Regions from separate parts of the Homo sapiens genome. Here region 2 is linked to region 1. A link is a loop called in an ENCODE intact Hi-C map of the cell type or tissue named here. Cell type or tissue: HCT116. All regions are shown on one strand.

Region 1 (8,000 bases):
TTGTGGAGAAATGTACTTACCATAGTGCTTGGCACACAGTATGTGCTCAAGAAATGTAGGTTAGTAGGATTATTGTTTTATTATTATTACTATTAAAACATAATTACTCTGGTCTTTCCACAGTAACAGAAGGAAAAAGAGAAGCTAGCTGACTAACTCAACTAGAATTATCCATGACTTCATAATTCATCATCATGTCTTTAGTCTTGCTCTCTTCAAAACACCCTACATAATGCTGCCAGAACATTCTTCCCTATAAAAATCTGGCTGTGATAGCTAGTATCCAAAGATGGCCAAACAATTCCACCCCTCCCTGTATGCACATGCCCCTCCTTCTACCAGAAATGGATCCTATGTACCCTTTCCATAAATCTTGTAACCATTTGACCAGTACAATGCAGAGGAAATGATGTCCTGGGACTTTCAGGTTTAGGCATTAAGAAGGCCTGGCAGCTTGAGCCACCAAGGACGGGCTACTCTGCTGGAGAGAGTGGTCACAGGGAAAGACCTAGAAGGATTTAGATAGAGAGAGAAATAGCAGCCACATGAAAAAACATTAAGGCCAGGTGGCATGGCTCATGCCTGTAATCTCAGCATTTTGGGAGGCCGAGGCAGGCAGATCACTTGAGGCCAGGAGTTTGAGACCAGCCTGGCCAACATGGTGAAACCCCATCTCTACTAAAAATAGAAAAATTAGCCGGGCGTGGTGGTGGGTACCTGTAATCCTGGCTACTCGGGAGGCTGAAGTGGGAGAATCGCTTGAACCAGGGAGGCAGAAGTTGCAGTAAGCTGAGATCATGCCACTGCACTCCAGCCTGGGTGACAGAGTGAGACTCCATCTCAAAAAAAAAAAAAAAAAAAGAAAATAGATGGCTGGGCATGGTGGCTCACACCTGTAATCACAGCACTTTGGGAGGCCGAGCCGGATGGATCACGAGGTCAGGAGATCAAGATCATCCTGGCCAACACAGTGAAACCCTGTCTCTACTAAAATACAAAAAATTAGCTGGGCATGCTGGTGCATGCCTGTAGTCCCAGCTACACGGGAGTCTGAGGCAGGAGAATTGCTTGAACTCGAGAGGCGGAGACTGCAGTGAGCCAAGATCGCGCCACTGCACTCCAGCCTGGTGGCAGAGCGAGACTCCGTCCCAAAAAAAAAAAAAAAAAGAAAAGAAAAGAAAAGAAACTTCAAGATAGTAGACATCCAGCCCCAACTAGCATCCCCATCCACCATGTTACTGCCACTGCAAAAGCCAGACTAGTGGAAGAACAACCCAGCTGAGCCCCAGCCAACCCACAGAATCATGAGCTATCATAAAACGCTGGTGGTAGGCAAGTACGTTTTTGGTGGTTTATTATACAGCTAAAAATAACTGAAACACTGATCATGTTGCTGCTCTACTTAAGATCCTTGGCTCGGCCAGGTGAGGTGGCTCACGCCTGTAATCCCAGCACTTTGGGAGGCTGAGGCAGGTGGATCATCTGAGCTTAGGAGTTCGAGACCAGCCTGGCCAACATGGTGAAACCCCATCTCCACTAAAAATACAAAAATTAGCCAGGCATGGTGGCACACACCTGTAATCCCTGCTACTCAGGAGGCTGAGGCAGGAGATTGAACCTGGGAGGCGGAGGTTGCGGTGAGCCAACATCACACCAGTGCACTCTAGCCTGGGCGACAGAGTGAGACTCTATCTCAAAAACAAACAAACACCCTTAGCTCTCCATAGCCAAATTTCTCAGGGCTCACAAGGAACCTTCACAAGCTATGTGACTTTGGCATGTTACTTCATCTCTCTGCAACATTTTTCCCATATGTAAACTGAGGTAATGATAGCACCTTCCTCAAAGGATTGCCATGAAAATTAAGAGATAATGTATGAGAAATACTTGGAACAATGTCTGGCATACGCTAAGTGCTCTATATGTGTTAGCCACCATCGTCACCACCACCATCATCATCTTCATCATCACCACCATCATCACCACCACCAACAACACTATCATCAACTTGTGCTGCCTGACTCTCCAGCCCCTTTCCTTAATCTCTCCTCATGTGCACTCTGGAGTACAGTCATACTAAAATATTTTTCCCCAAAACTTCACACTTCACAACTCTTTACCTTTGTACATTCCATTTCTTCTGCCTGGAATGTCCTTTACCCACCTTGCCTGCCTGAGAAATTGCCATCTGTCCTTCTGTGACGCTTCCTCACATCTCCCCAGACAGTGAGGCATCTGCCCCTGTGCTCCTTTGGGCACCTCGCCCTTGTCTCTGTGGAGAGGCTTCCCATCTTTGCCACCTGTGTGGGCCTTGTCTCCTCAGCTAGACTCTGAATTGTTTAAGGACAGAGCCAGGGCTTGATTCATGAGCCAGCAAAGCATGGCATATACCAAGCTCTTAAGATGTGTTCCAGGAAGGGAAGGAGGAAGGAGTCTGCTTTTGGAGTAGTGGTTCTCAACAGAAGGGAGAGAGGGGAGAAATTTTGTCCCCCAGGAGATATTTCATGATGTTTGAAGACATTTTTGGTTGTCATGCAACAGAGTGGGAGAAGGAAGTGTTACTGGAAACCAGTGGGTGGTGGGTAGTGGACAAATATTGTGCTCAGCATCAGACAATGCACAGGACCGCTGCCACAACAAGGAATGATCCAACCCTAAATGTCTGGGCTATGCTGAGGTTGAGAAGTCTTGTTTTAGAGGATAATCACATGCTGGGGAGGGGAAGAAAGAGACACCTGACTGAATGCACAAGCTTAGCAACCTGGCTGCCCACTCCCACCCCTCCCAGCTCAGCACCTCTGGGAGCAGAGGGTACCAGGAAGGTATGGAAGTTAAAAAAGGGCTTAAATCTGGTCACCTTCCTTCCTCTCAATGTGATCCTCATCAAGACCCTTCCCTTGGTGAAGTTTCGTTTTTTAACTTCCTACAGCCTCTTCCGGCCCTGACTTTCTGGGATTCTGCATTTGTAGGTTGGTTCCTGTTGTTTCATTCATGGCCAAAAGATGTCAATGCTGCACAGACTCTCACATGCCAAGAGAGGACAAATCCCAGATAGACTGGCCTGAGTCACTGAGCCCTTGCATTACATCCGGGATGGCCCAGAAGTTAAGTTAACGCACATGCCTGAGATGCAGGTCCCCCGCCTGCCCAGATGGGTGGCCTTGAGGTTCAGAAGAAACAGGAAGAGGGGAAGGTGGCCCTTAAAGGCTCCATGGCTAACTTAGCTTTAATGTGTAGAGGCCTCTGTGTCAGTCAAAGCACTTTGCAGGGGAGCAGGGAGACATCTGTAAAATTCTCTCTTTTGTGCCACGTAAGAGCAGAAAGAAATCTCACTCTACAGACCATGGTTTCTGTAAGGGGTGGGTCCTGTAGAATTACAGTGAGCACGGCTGATGCCTGTGGCTCCTTTGGGAGCCTGTGTTTGTTGAGGGGCTGTGTTTGTTGTTTTTAACTGGCTTCAAGAGGAGGTAGAATATTGAGTAGTAGTAAAAAGCTTCATCTTTGGCACCAGACAGGAATGAGCGTGGGACGCACTTCTGTCATTAACTGCGTGACCTGGGATAAATGACTTAATCTTGTGTAAGCCTCAACCATGAGAGAGGAACAATAATAGTACCTACTTCACAGGGTTGATCTGCGGATTAATTGAGATCATGGAAATCACAGGTTTCGCATACTGCCTGGCATAACTGCCAATAAACGGCAGTTGTTACTCTGAAAGGATATTGTGGGGTGAGTGAATAGGCGAGGAGTATGATGAATCATCCTGAAATTCTCACCTAAACTCTTCTATCCAGGTAGGGTGCTGGTGAGTCGTCTTGCCGAGAGCTAACATTTTTATTGTGCTTATCATGTGCTTACAACCGTCCTCAGTGCCTTATGTACGTTCACCGAGTCCCCACGGTGACCCAATGAGGTAAGTATTACTATTCCCATTTTAGAGATGGGAAACTTAGTGAGCCCCCAGGGCCCACTGCTGGGTAAGGGGAGGCCAAGGGTTTCCGCGAAGGCAGTTTGACTCCAGGGGCCCTGGCCTTAGCAGTGCATACACTGCTTCTGACTGCAGCTAGAGACGAATGAGAAACGGGAGGGTGCGTCCCTGGGTATCCCCCTCACCCCTCCCCAGCCTGCCTAAACGCTTGCCCTGCTCCCAAACACTCGCTCTACTCCTAGATAGTGGAGCTTTGCGACAGCTCGGCAGAGAAGCACTTCGCTCTGCCCAGCTGCAGCCAGGCATGACATGGTGTCTGCAAGGAAGGGGCTCAGGTGGGCGTGGGGAGCTAGGTCAGGATGCCGCAGGGAGGTAAGAGGCAAATGGGATTCGTCACTGGATAAACTGGGACTCCGCCCCAGCACCACCTGGAGCCTGTGGGTGGCTCTGAGCCCAGGGACATACTCTCGCAGAGCTTTATTTCTCTCCCTCTAAAATGAGAGCTTAGACACGCTCAAAACCCCTGCTGGCTGTAGAACGCCAGGTTCTTGCAGTGAGGAAGGGCTAGCGTCTGCCGCGGGGTGGGTCTTGGCCGGATCCTATCCCGGGGGAAGAGCGCCACCTGGCGAACCGCTCTGAGAATGTCCCAGAACAGCCACTAGGAACAGTCTCCCGGGTACAAGGGGGAGAGGCTCTGCAATCCGAGCAAGGGGCTTCAGTTCTCTGAACCTCAGAATTCGAATGGGTAAAATGACACCGAAGAATGGCAACGAAGATAATACTTAAAGTACCTAATATCTCCCACCACCACCTTTTGTCACCACTTTTGAAATAGTAAATGGTTATAAACCAATGTAGATGATAAATTCTAGAAGTTATACAGCATTTGTTCTGAGCACTCTGACAAGCTGTAACACTGCCTCGATTTTTTCTTACTTATATTTTTTCCTTTACATTTGTTTGTTTGTTTGTTTGTTTGTTTTTAATTGTGGCAAGAACACGTGCCAGGCGCGGTGGCTCATGTCTGTAATCCCAGCACTTTGGGAGGCCTAGGCGGGCAGATTACTTGAGGCCAGGAGTTCAAGACCAGCCTGGCCAACATGGTAAAACCCCATCTCTACTAAAAGTACGCAAATTAGCTGGGCATGGTGGCGCATGCCTGTAGTCCCAGCTACTGAGGAGGCTGAAGCAGGAGAATTGCTTGAACCCGGGAGGTGGAGGTTGCAGCAAGCTGAGATCGCACCACTGCACTCCAGCCTGGGCGACAGAGTGAGACTCCATCTCAAAAAAAAAAAAAAAAGAACACTTAACATAAGACCTACCCTCTTAATGGATTTTCCAGTACACAATACAGCAGTATTAACTATATACTACACCTATATAGAGATCTCTAAAACTTAATCATCTTGCATACCTGAAATTTTATCCTTGTTGATTTAGCTAACACTTTTTGAGTGTTTGTGATGTGATAAGCCTTGTTCTAAGCATTTTATTTATATTAATTTATTTAATCTTCAAAATAGCCATGAGGAAGGTATAGAATGACTGCTCAAGTCACTGGCTTAATCCACAAGAGACTGCACCAATTTGAAAAGTCTACAATAATAACATTTGGAAGGCGATTTACACTTGATAAACATTACTTCATTTAATCCACACAACAGCCTGTTAAGATCAACATTATCTTCATCTTAAAATAAGGAAACTGAAGACCACTCAGTCAACACACATCTGCCTACAGTGTGCTGGGCCCTGGGGTGCACATGAACAAGGTGTTTGGGGTCCCCATGCCCTTGAGTGAGACTTGAGTAAGTACTCCTGAACTGAGTGTACAACGGGGGAAATCTAGGCACCACACAAAATCACAAGAGCTATAATAACTTCGTCTGGAAGGGGAGACGTTTCACAAACAATTCTGTCCAGGGTCGCACTGCTGCCAAGCTCTGTGCCTGCCTGTGGTACGGGACCCCATGTACGACTTACAGACCAGTTAGTCCACAACAGTAACTTCCCCTTCAGCACCTGAGCTCCTTAAGAACAGTGCCTGTGTCCTAATCACCTGCATAACCCAACACCCAGCAGAGAGCCTGGCACGTGGGGGTTGCCCATAAACACTTGCCTAATGAAAGCTCTGTTCTTCTTCATGCCCACTTGCCCTCCCTCCTTTCTTTCCCCAGACCTTCCTTTTATTCTCAGCAATCCAGAGATTAGACTTTGGCTCCTTAGCACAGTCTCCTGCCATAATTCTCAAACCCAGAGTAGTTACAAGAACGGTAGAATGAAAATGGTATCGGGGAGGGGAGTGGAACTAGTAGGTCTTAGACATTCACTCTGTGCTCAGCATTCTATCTTTAGCATCTTAAATCTAACAGCAGCCCTGGTGGGTAGGTAGTAAATGGCAGAGCTGGGATTTTACTCTGACGCCCAGGTTCACCATGTTCTGCTGCCCTTGGCTCTCTCCTCCAAGCTACAGCGAGTGGCCGGTGCTGTTGTCAGTGAGGGATAAAGCTCAAAGCCTCCCATTTGGGCTTCTCCCCCTCCGCACTAGGACCTCCCCAAAACCAGGAGTTTCTTCCAGAGGTCGTATGCTCACTCCCTGAGGGCCTGGGATGCATCTTCCCAGGGCTTCCCATTTCCAATTTTGAGTCCCTTATTCCTGAAGAAACTCCCAGGGGACAGGTATTCAGGGACAGTCCACTGGGTTGCAACAGCTAATGAAACTGACATCTGACAGATACCATTCTCCACCTGCTCACCTGGGGAATAATATCACTAAGCTCCTCCTCTGTGCTGGCCTTCTGCTAAGCCTTTCTCAACAATACCTCATTTAATCCTCACAACAACCTTCAGAGGTTGTTCCATCTCCATTATGTCAGGGTCCTGAGAACAAAGAAATGTCAGGTTGGGCCTTCCAGGAAGCTGACGCTAAGACAAAATTAGACATACAAAAGACTAATTGGAAGAAACATCTAAGAAGGATAAAGGAGTGAGGGAATAGGAGCAGGCCCAGAAAGTCTCAGACCCTGCTGCAGGTCTGCCACCAAAGAAGAGAGAAGGGGAGGAAGGATTGGGCAGGAAGAGCCTCAGGCTTCGGGACTGTAGTGTCCTCCTGGTGCTCAGTCACTGGTGAGGGCAGCTCAAGAAGAGTGTGACCTCCACGCGAACGCTGCGGTGTAACAGGGAGGGGCTGAAGCTACCCACAGCCCTCACAGGAGGTCCTCTCTTTTTTTTTTTTTTTTTTTTTAGATTTTTTTTGTTGCTGTTTTTTATTTTTATTTTTTTATTATACTTTAAGTTCTAGGGTACATGTGCACAATGTGCAGGTTTGGTACATAGGTATACATGTGCCATGTTGGTTTGCTGCACCCATCAACTTGTCATTTACATTAGATATTTCTCCTAATGCTATCCGTCCCCCAGTCTCCCACCCCCCGACAGGCCCCAGTGTGTGATGTTCCCCACCCTGTGTCCAGGTGTTCTCATTGTTCAATTCCCACCTATAAGTGAGAACATGCAGTGTTTGGTTTTCTGTCCTTGTGATAGTTTGCTGAGAATGATGGTTTCCAGTTTCATCCATGTCCCTGCAAAGGACATGAACTCATCCGTTTTTAGGGCTGCATAGTATTCCATGGTGTATATGTGCCACATTTCCTTAATCCAGTCTATCATTGATAGACATTTGGGCTGGTTCCAAGTCTTTGCTATTGTGAATAGTGCCGCAATAAACATACGTGTGCATGTGTCTTTATAGTGGCATGATTTATAATCCTTTGGGTATATACCCAGCAATGGGTTTGCTAAGTCAAATGGTATTTCCAGTTCTAGATCCTTGAGGAATCACCACACTGTCTTCCACAATGGTTGAACTAATTTACACTCCCACCAACAATGTAAAAGTGTTCCTATTTCTTCTCCACATCCTCTCCATCATCTGTTGTTTCTTGAATTTTTAATGATCTCCATTCCAAATGGCGTGAGATGGCATCTCATTGTGGTTTTGATCTGCATTTCTCTGATGACCAGTGATGACGAGCATTTTTTCATGTGTTTTTTGGCTGCATAAATGTCT
Region 2 (8,000 bases), 640 kb before region 1:
TGCCTCCTCTCTTCTTTTCTCGACAAAATCTCCAAGCTTTACTTGTCTCCTGTCTTCCCTTTGGCCCATCAGATTCCCAGGCCTTTGTTCCCTCCGCCTCTCCATCCACATAACTTTTCCCATCCTTCAATGCCCCACTCCAGCCTCACCTCCTCCAGGCAGCCTTCCCTGATCTCCCCCTGCCCAGAGCAGAGTGAGCTCCCTTCTTTCTGACCTCTGGTCATGCACACTGTCTGTGAACATGGGACACCTCAGCAGAGGGGGCCTTTCAGAGTTAGAGAATTCCCAAGTCCATATCATGTCTTTCCAGCTGGGTTGGAAGAATCTGCTGGAGGCCGGGGGCTGCCCGTGCTTCTGTGTGTCTGCTCACATCAGTCCCCTGACCCAAACCCTCAATGGGCATGGGATCCAGTATTCATCCATCTACCATGCATCATCCGTCTGTCCATCCATCCATATATGTATTCATTCATTCAATGGGTATTTATTGTGTGCAGTGTAAGAGATATGGAGATTCATCAGATACCTGCAGTCAGAAGAGAGAGAGATAGAGAAGGAGGCAATTAGAACACAGTCAATAAATGCTATGGAAAGTGGCATGGGTTCATGGGAATCTTTCCAGGGAAGCAGACATCTGAGTTGGATCTTAAAGGGAGAATGGAGTTCATTAGGTGAAACTAGGAAACCATTCTTCAGACAGGCTCCTAACACATGTCCTCTAGGGTTTGACCTAACGTTCTTCCCATCTCATCCCCATCAGCCACTGTACCACTCGGGTCCCAACAGGGAAGCTAGTCTGCTCCAGTCAGATCCCAGGAGGCGTGTTAGTTTCCACAGGGACTACACAATTCCTAACAGGCAGGGTTGGGGACCACACAGGAGAGTGTGGTTACCTGGCTAGTTGTAATGCAGCCATTACCACTTGAAAAGGTGAGAGGAAGGAATTTATAGAAATCCATAAAGAGAGCGCTGGTTAGAGACCCCCTTGAGGGCACAGTGACTTTCCATCAAAGGAAAAGAGCAGCCCAAGGCAACCTTGCAGGCCAGGAGCCAAGATCAACACCCTGACCTCACTCGCCTCTCATCCACTTGAGGCAGAAACTTAAAATAAATATGCATTCATTCACTCCAAGAAAAGTAACAGGCAAGTCAAGGGTTAAGAAGAAAAGAACAAGTTTTCCTCTGTCTAGCAATCTCACTTCAAGAACAGTTATAAGATAACACTGTTTGAGAAGCCAAGGCCAAAAGAATGGGCTCCAGACAACCCCCTGCCAGAGCAAGATTGAAGGGAAAAAAAGAGAGAAAGACAAATTCCTTTATTGTTACTGCTCCTTTCCCTGGCTTCTTAAGTACAGCTGTGTTTTACAAATGTCTATATTTAGCCTGTTCTTGTTTTTCTTTCACAAGGCCAACAGCTATGCAGGGCCACAAGTTACGTTATGCTATAGATTATATGACCTATCATATGATTAGCTGCTTTTGTTTTGCTTCTGTAGTCAACTTATAAAAACTGTGCTCAGTCTTTGTTCAATGCTCAGCTTTTTGGATATGAATCCACTGAGCCGGTGAGTACCTAAAATAAACAATCCTCCTGTTCTCCGTATCAGTCTCTCCTGTCCTCAGTTTCCTGCAACACACTCATCTCTCACTGGCACCTCCCATTGGCCAACCCAGACAGAGCAAGGGGACAAGGCCAGGCTGCCAGGACAGTGAGCAGGATGTGAAGGGTAAAGGGTGACTCTGGAAGAATGGATGAAGCTGTCCAGCCCAGCTGGCCATGCATTTCTGGCTCTCATGCTCTTGGACTTACTGTCTGACGCCGAAGTCCATGCTGTTTCTTCTAGCCACTGCTCCTTACACCTTACTAAAGAAATATTTTACAATTGTAAGTAACCAGGCACTGTCCCCTGAATCCACTCTTGGCCTTCACATGCACCTCTGTGCTTTCACTCACTCTGTTCCCTCTGCCTAGAACTCCGTTGCCCAGCTTCCTAATCCACCAAAATCTCATTCATCTTTCAAGCCATGCCCAACAACTGTCTTTTCCTTAACTGCTCTGAAAGTATTCACTGTTTAACTTGTATGTCATTCTCTCACGTATCCTTTTCCCTCTACACCCATTAGTCTATGAGCAATTTAAGAGTGGATGCTATGGCTGATTCATCATTAAAATCCTAAACTTCTGCCTCCTCTAAGTCATGAACCTGGAAGCTGTCAGGAACTGTGAAGGCAATGAGATTTTACCCTACCTGCAAGCCAACAAGTCAGCCTGCCTGTTTCATGGATGCTGACAGGAGGCGTGAGAGACTCCCGAATCCGAGACAAAGGACTTTATTATCACAGCAACAGCAATAGCCAGACAATCAAGGTTTTTGCACCAGTGCCCTCAGCCTCAGTTTCCACAGGACCACATGAAGAGGGCCAGGTAATACTGTATATGCAGTGGGTTGCATTACAGAACAGCAATGCTTAGCTTGGGGAACCTGTTGTAAGTAAGCATACCGATATGGTTTGGCTGTGGCCCCACCCAAATCTCATCTTGAATTGTAGCTCCCATAATTCCCATGTGTTTTGGGAGGGACCCAGTGGGAGATAATTGAATCATGGGGATGGTTTCCCCTCATATTTTTCTTGTGGTAGTGGATAAGTCTCATGAAATCCGACGTTTCCCCTTTTGCTTGGCTCTCATTCTCTCTCTTGTCTGCTTCCATGTAAAACGTGCCTTTTGCCTTCTGCCATGATTGTGAGGCTGCCCCAGCCACGTGGAACTGTGGATCCATTAAACCTTCTTTTCTTTATAAATTATCCGGTCTCAGGTATGTCTTCATCAGCAGTGCGAAAGTACACTAATACACATGCCCACCTTTGTTCCAATGGGAGACACTCTCTCTGTCTCCCAAGAATGTTTGTTATGCAAAGATAACACAGAACAAAAGGCAGACAGTGCCTCTGCTTGCAAGACATGCAGAAATGAGAGAGGGCCATGGGGAATTGTCCTCTAACAAAACCTGTGTCCCCTAACAGAAGCTGAGTGTGAAATGCGCACCTTTGTCTCACTCTGCCCTCCTGATACCAAACGTCAGTACTGAGTGTCCAGTCAGAGCCCTGACCTGGTCCCTCCTGAGGTCTCCCTCCCAGTGAATGGCAGGACCCAGAGTGGCACTACTCACCCCACCTGTGAAGGGGGCATAATGACAGGAACTAGCTCACAAGGTTGTTGAGAAAATGAACTGAGTTTTTCCTGTGAAGTACTGAGGCAAGTATACAGCGAGTGCTATGTGTGTTAGCAAAATCAAGGAAGGAATGAAAAAGGAGAAGGAACAAGGACAGATATACAGAAGTAGAAGAAGGCTGAGCACCTAGACCAGAAAAGCCTGGCCCTACTCAGGAACAAGGAACAGAGTTACAGCTGTGAAACATCAGAGAACATCATTACCTACACAGCCCTGCTTTCCCCAGGCTCCAACAGGGCCACTTAGGCAGATGTCATTTCCTACCTTATTGACTCTGGTCTTCATCCCAAATCTGCACTCGCAGACAGGGATGTGATGACACCCACGTGGCTGAAGATGGCTCCAGGCTCCAGTGGTACTGACTTGGGACAAATTACCCACTAAAAACCTGAGATGAATGAAGCATTTTGGAATTTTTCCAAATGCAAAATAAGTACCAAGGCCATATCGATGCTACTATTCCTACTATCGTGTAGAGATTGATTTGCTCTCTTCAGCAGGCATCTCCCGGATCAAATCATTGGAAGATCACAGTGGCATTAATAAAAACAGCCACTGCCATGAGCTGAGCCTGATAATTAACGTGCCATGCTGAGCTGGGCTTTGCATGCCTGCTCCCATTTGATCTCCACCATAAATCCAGGGACAGCTATTATCATTATTATCCCCATTTTACAGCTCATAAAGCTAAAGTTCGTGGCACTGAGGTAACTTGCCTCAAGTACTAAGCTCAGATATAAACCAACATCTCAGATGTCTGACCGACCCCAAAGCCCAGGCTCTACCACACTGCATTATTCTGCTACAAGGAGCCTTGGAATTCACCTACCCCCTCCTGTCTGACATACAGAGAACAGCAATGCATGGGCTGAGCCCAAGGAAGTGCCTGGAACTGAAACTCTTTACTCTGGATTCAGACCCCTGTCTCTCGTCCTTTGTTCCCTGATAGTTTCATCAGGGCTTTGTGAGAAACAAACACAAAGCGACAGAAAAACACAGAGAAAATTAAGAAGGCGTGGTTGGCAGTCGGGGTCAGGTGGGGGCCACAGCAGTGGGGCGGGGTGGGGGGTGTCTGGCTGGGTGTGATATCTCCAGCCCAGGCAAGTCCAGGAATTCCAAGGTCAGTTAGACCAGCAATGTCCACCAGGGGGTGCTAGGAATGTGTTAATTGATTAACTAACTCAGCCTCCCCCATCCAAAGCTATTGGGACACACTGGTCCATAGACGCTCTTACCTTAACAAGGATTTCCCAACAACTGGTTTCCATAGGTACCACAGGGGACACACAGGTAACTGTAGAAGGCACACAGATAAATTTACGGAAAAATTCTTAGTAATGATGCGTGTCCCAAGACAATGTTGTTTTCTTCTAGCTGCACTGCACAAAGGAGGGAACTGCTTTCTGAGTAAGATAAAAATATTTTCCTTGGTTAGACAGTGAGGGATTCTTTGGCTTGTTAACTTACACAATATAGCTTCTAAGGGAAGTGCTGGGAGACCCAGGTTATTTCTCTCCCGGCCCATGTCAACACGAGGTTTCTGCTGACCCAGGTGCCCTGCCAAGTCCTCTTAGCAGGTCCTGGACCCCCAAGGCTGCTGCAAACCCAGAAAGTGTGCACAGACCTGTGTTTCTCTAGGGAGAGAGGAAGACGGGGAGCCCAAGTGGATTGTTTCGAAGCTCCTAGAAAACGACCCTTGATAGAAGGATACAGGGGATGTTACATCTTTCAAGAGCCTCGTGTTCTTCTCAGCAACTTCAGGTCATTGAATCCTTGTCCATTGGGATCAGGCAGCCATCTGCCACAGATCCATGGGGCAGGAATGCCATCGCCATCTTCATGAAGCATGTCCCCCTTTCCCTTGGCGCTGTGTATAGCACAGCCCCACAGCCCACACAGTCATGCTTGGAGGCCCCAATTTGGAGCATTCATTTATCCATCTGCTCTTTCAACAAAATTTCTGAGCAATTTTTTTTTACCACATTTATGCCTTTAAAAAGCATGTATCCAAAAGTGTAGGGGGGCACAAAACAGCTTTGAACCAAGAAAATGCACCCCATTTTGAGAAACTCGACCATCTCATTTCATGGATGAGGAAAAGATCTTCAGAAGCTATGTACACAGTGAAGATTACAAACCTGGAGGACAGCAGAGCTGGGTCTAAGGCCCAGATCCGGCTCCCAGCTCGGTGCTTTGACATCCTCACCATGCTGCCTTCCAACGGGCCCTTGGCCCTCACAATATCTCTCATCTATGGAAAGGAATCACAATCCTTGCTCCCACTTAACAAAAAAGCAAATTAAGGCATACAGAAGACAACCTAAACAGGTCATTAAGATCAACACCAACCCAGCTCAAACGTTTCTCAAGAAAGGCATCTCCCGATTCCTGCAAGTTATTTCTGGATTTGAATCCTCATCCAAGGCATGGAGCTTTAATTCTCTCTGGCATCTGGCCCCTGCAGACCCCTCCCTTAAAAATGCCTTCCTTAAGAATCACCCTCACACAAGAACAATCCCTGCTGTCTACACCCACTTCTTTTCCACCGAATTTTCTGCTTCATGTTTAACTGCAGGAGTCCTTTTGTGTCAATGTTGTAGAATATTTATTATTAAAAAAGGTGACATGTTGACTGCAATTATTTTGGGATGGGTATATTTCAGTTGCCGTGAAAGAAAGAAGAAAAAGAGAAAAGGAAGAAAAAAAAGGAAAATGGATGAAAGAAATGAATTGGAAGAAAAGGAAGATAAAGAAGAAAACAGGGTAGAAGGGGAAGAGAGAAGAAAGGAGAAGCAAGGAAGGAGGTAGAGAGGGAGAATGTCCAGCTAAAGAGGACCCTCGGTCATCTTTTAATTTTCGCAGATCAGCCAAAGACAACCATGTTAATTAGCATAGTCTGTTGACACAGGGAGAGGTTCATTCTGCAGTCTCTGTCCCTCAGTGTTTGGACCCGAAACTCAAAATTTAATGCAACTTCCACAACATCCTTATTTGGAAGAAAAGGTAGTCTGACTCAGACTCAAGTCTTAGTTAAGAAAAAATAAGTAAATCTTGTTTTCAATGAATGTCATTGTAGGGAAAGACCACAGAGGTCACTAAGGGAGCCCTCAAAACCTTCTGCAACCCAAAGTCCCCCCCGTTCACCAACGCAAAAGCCAAACACACAAAACATGCCTTTCATGTCACTTCAAACGTCTTAACAAATTAAATATCATTACTCAAAACAAAGCAAGGCTGTGGCAATGTTAGATGAAAATAGTTCATTTTCCCTAAAAATAGAATCTTTATTTTAGTCACAAGGTCTCAATCTGCTTGTCTGCCCTGGTTCCTCTTTCCTGGTCAAAGTGGCCATTAGAACACAATGAAGATCATTTTCAACATCAAAGTTGTTGCCAGCTTTTTTTAATGTTGATAAAAATGAGAAATGATGTTCACTACATGTTTACTTGTGTTCAGAGGATCAAGGAGATTATTTACTCCCAAAAACCTTGAAAGCCCACTTGATTAAGTTGTCTTAGACTCAAGCTTGAGCTCCCAAAACACCTCTGAGAGATCTGGCAAAGACTGAACATGTGAGAAAGGGTTTCCTTATGGAGTTTCAAATGTGCTTTTCAGACAAAATATCAGAAAAATATGGATTTCTTAAATTCATTTTGCAGACATATTAGAAGAAACTGCTTTTTACTTTTTTTCTCCTTAAGAGCAAGACCACCAAATCTAAACACTAAAAAGAAACGTTTAGCACTAATATAATGTATTTTTAGATAAATGTGGGCTATAATTTCCTGATGTAAGCAATGCTGAGAAACAAGATGGATATTTATTTCTTGAAGTTTCACAATCAATATATTCAAAAGTTCAAATGTATCTGCTAAGTACACCAAGTATCTTAGGCTGGGCTCCTGAGATGCAGACCGTCAGGGAAGAAACACCCACAAGGGGTTTATGAAGGAGAAACCTGTAAGGTGTGAGGGAAGAAAAACAAGGAAGGGGGAAGAGCCCAGCCAGGGCACCATTTCTGGAAGGTGCGTGTGTTGGGAAAAACTCTCCCAAACCATGTTTTTCCTCTGCTCTCATACCACCGCAACAATCATCAACACAGAAGATGACATCTGTGACCAAATGTAGGCAGGGGGCAGGGGTTTCGCCCACCACCAAGCAGCAGATGCTAGCTGGATGTCCTCCAATTCAATTCCAACACGATTTACCCGGGCATAACGTCAGATCCCACAGGTTGAATACTCAGTCCCCAAGACCACACCACTCCGGACACCAGTTGCAAGTCCAGGACTCTGGAACTCCTGACCAACCTGCTTCAAGTTGGCCTCCCAAAAGCCCCTCTTTGGGTTTGACTCATTTGCTGGAGCAGCCCACAGAACTCAGGGAACCACATTTACCAGTTTACCACAAAGGACACTACAGATGATACTGATGAAGAGACTTGTAGGGTGCAGAGCTTCCATGCCCTCCCATGCCACAGGGTGAATCCCAAAATTGGAGTTCAGGCTGGGAGTCCACGCACGTTCTCTGCTTCACACAGAAATTCAAGAGCAAGATGACACAGTAAAGTGAAAGCAAGTTTTTTAAGAAAGTAAAGGGGTAAAGGGGTGGCTACTCCATTGGCAGAGCAGCAGCATGGGCTGCTGGACTGAATAGACTTATGGTTATTTCTTGATTATATAACAAACAAGGAGTGGATTGTTCATGAGTTTTGCAGGAAAGGGGTAGTGTATTCCTGGAACTGAGGGTTCCTCCCATTTTAGACCA

What was found. Peaks named below come from ENCODE experiments on the same cell type or tissue, not always from the same donor. Only the 100,000 strongest peaks of a DNase experiment are listed, where the experiment ranks them.
Region 2: a loop joins it to region 1, with 6 times the contacts of the local background. A loop is called at or near these places in 5 of 110 quality-filtered maps.

The regions. Positions count from the first base shown.
Region 1 is chr3:9,298,210-9,306,209 of GRCh38, forward strand. It overlaps a transcript of SRGAP3 not described here. Among named protein-coding and RNA genes, the nearest start is that of SRGAP3-AS4, 52 kb to the left of the region's middle. RefSeq lists a silencer at 4,542-4,651. In HCT116, a CTCF peak has its summit at 4,539 (motif pointing left); DNase peaks (open chromatin) are centred at 3,775 and 4,512; H3K4me3 peaks cover 527 bases.
Region 2 is chr3:8,659,276-8,667,275 of GRCh38, forward strand. It overlaps a transcript of SSUH2 not described here. Among named protein-coding and RNA genes, the nearest start is that of SSUH2, 18 kb to the left of the region's middle. RefSeq lists a silencer at 4,314-4,403. In HCT116, CTCF peaks have their summits at 4,375 (motif pointing right) and 4,576; a DNase peak (open chromatin) is centred at 4,406.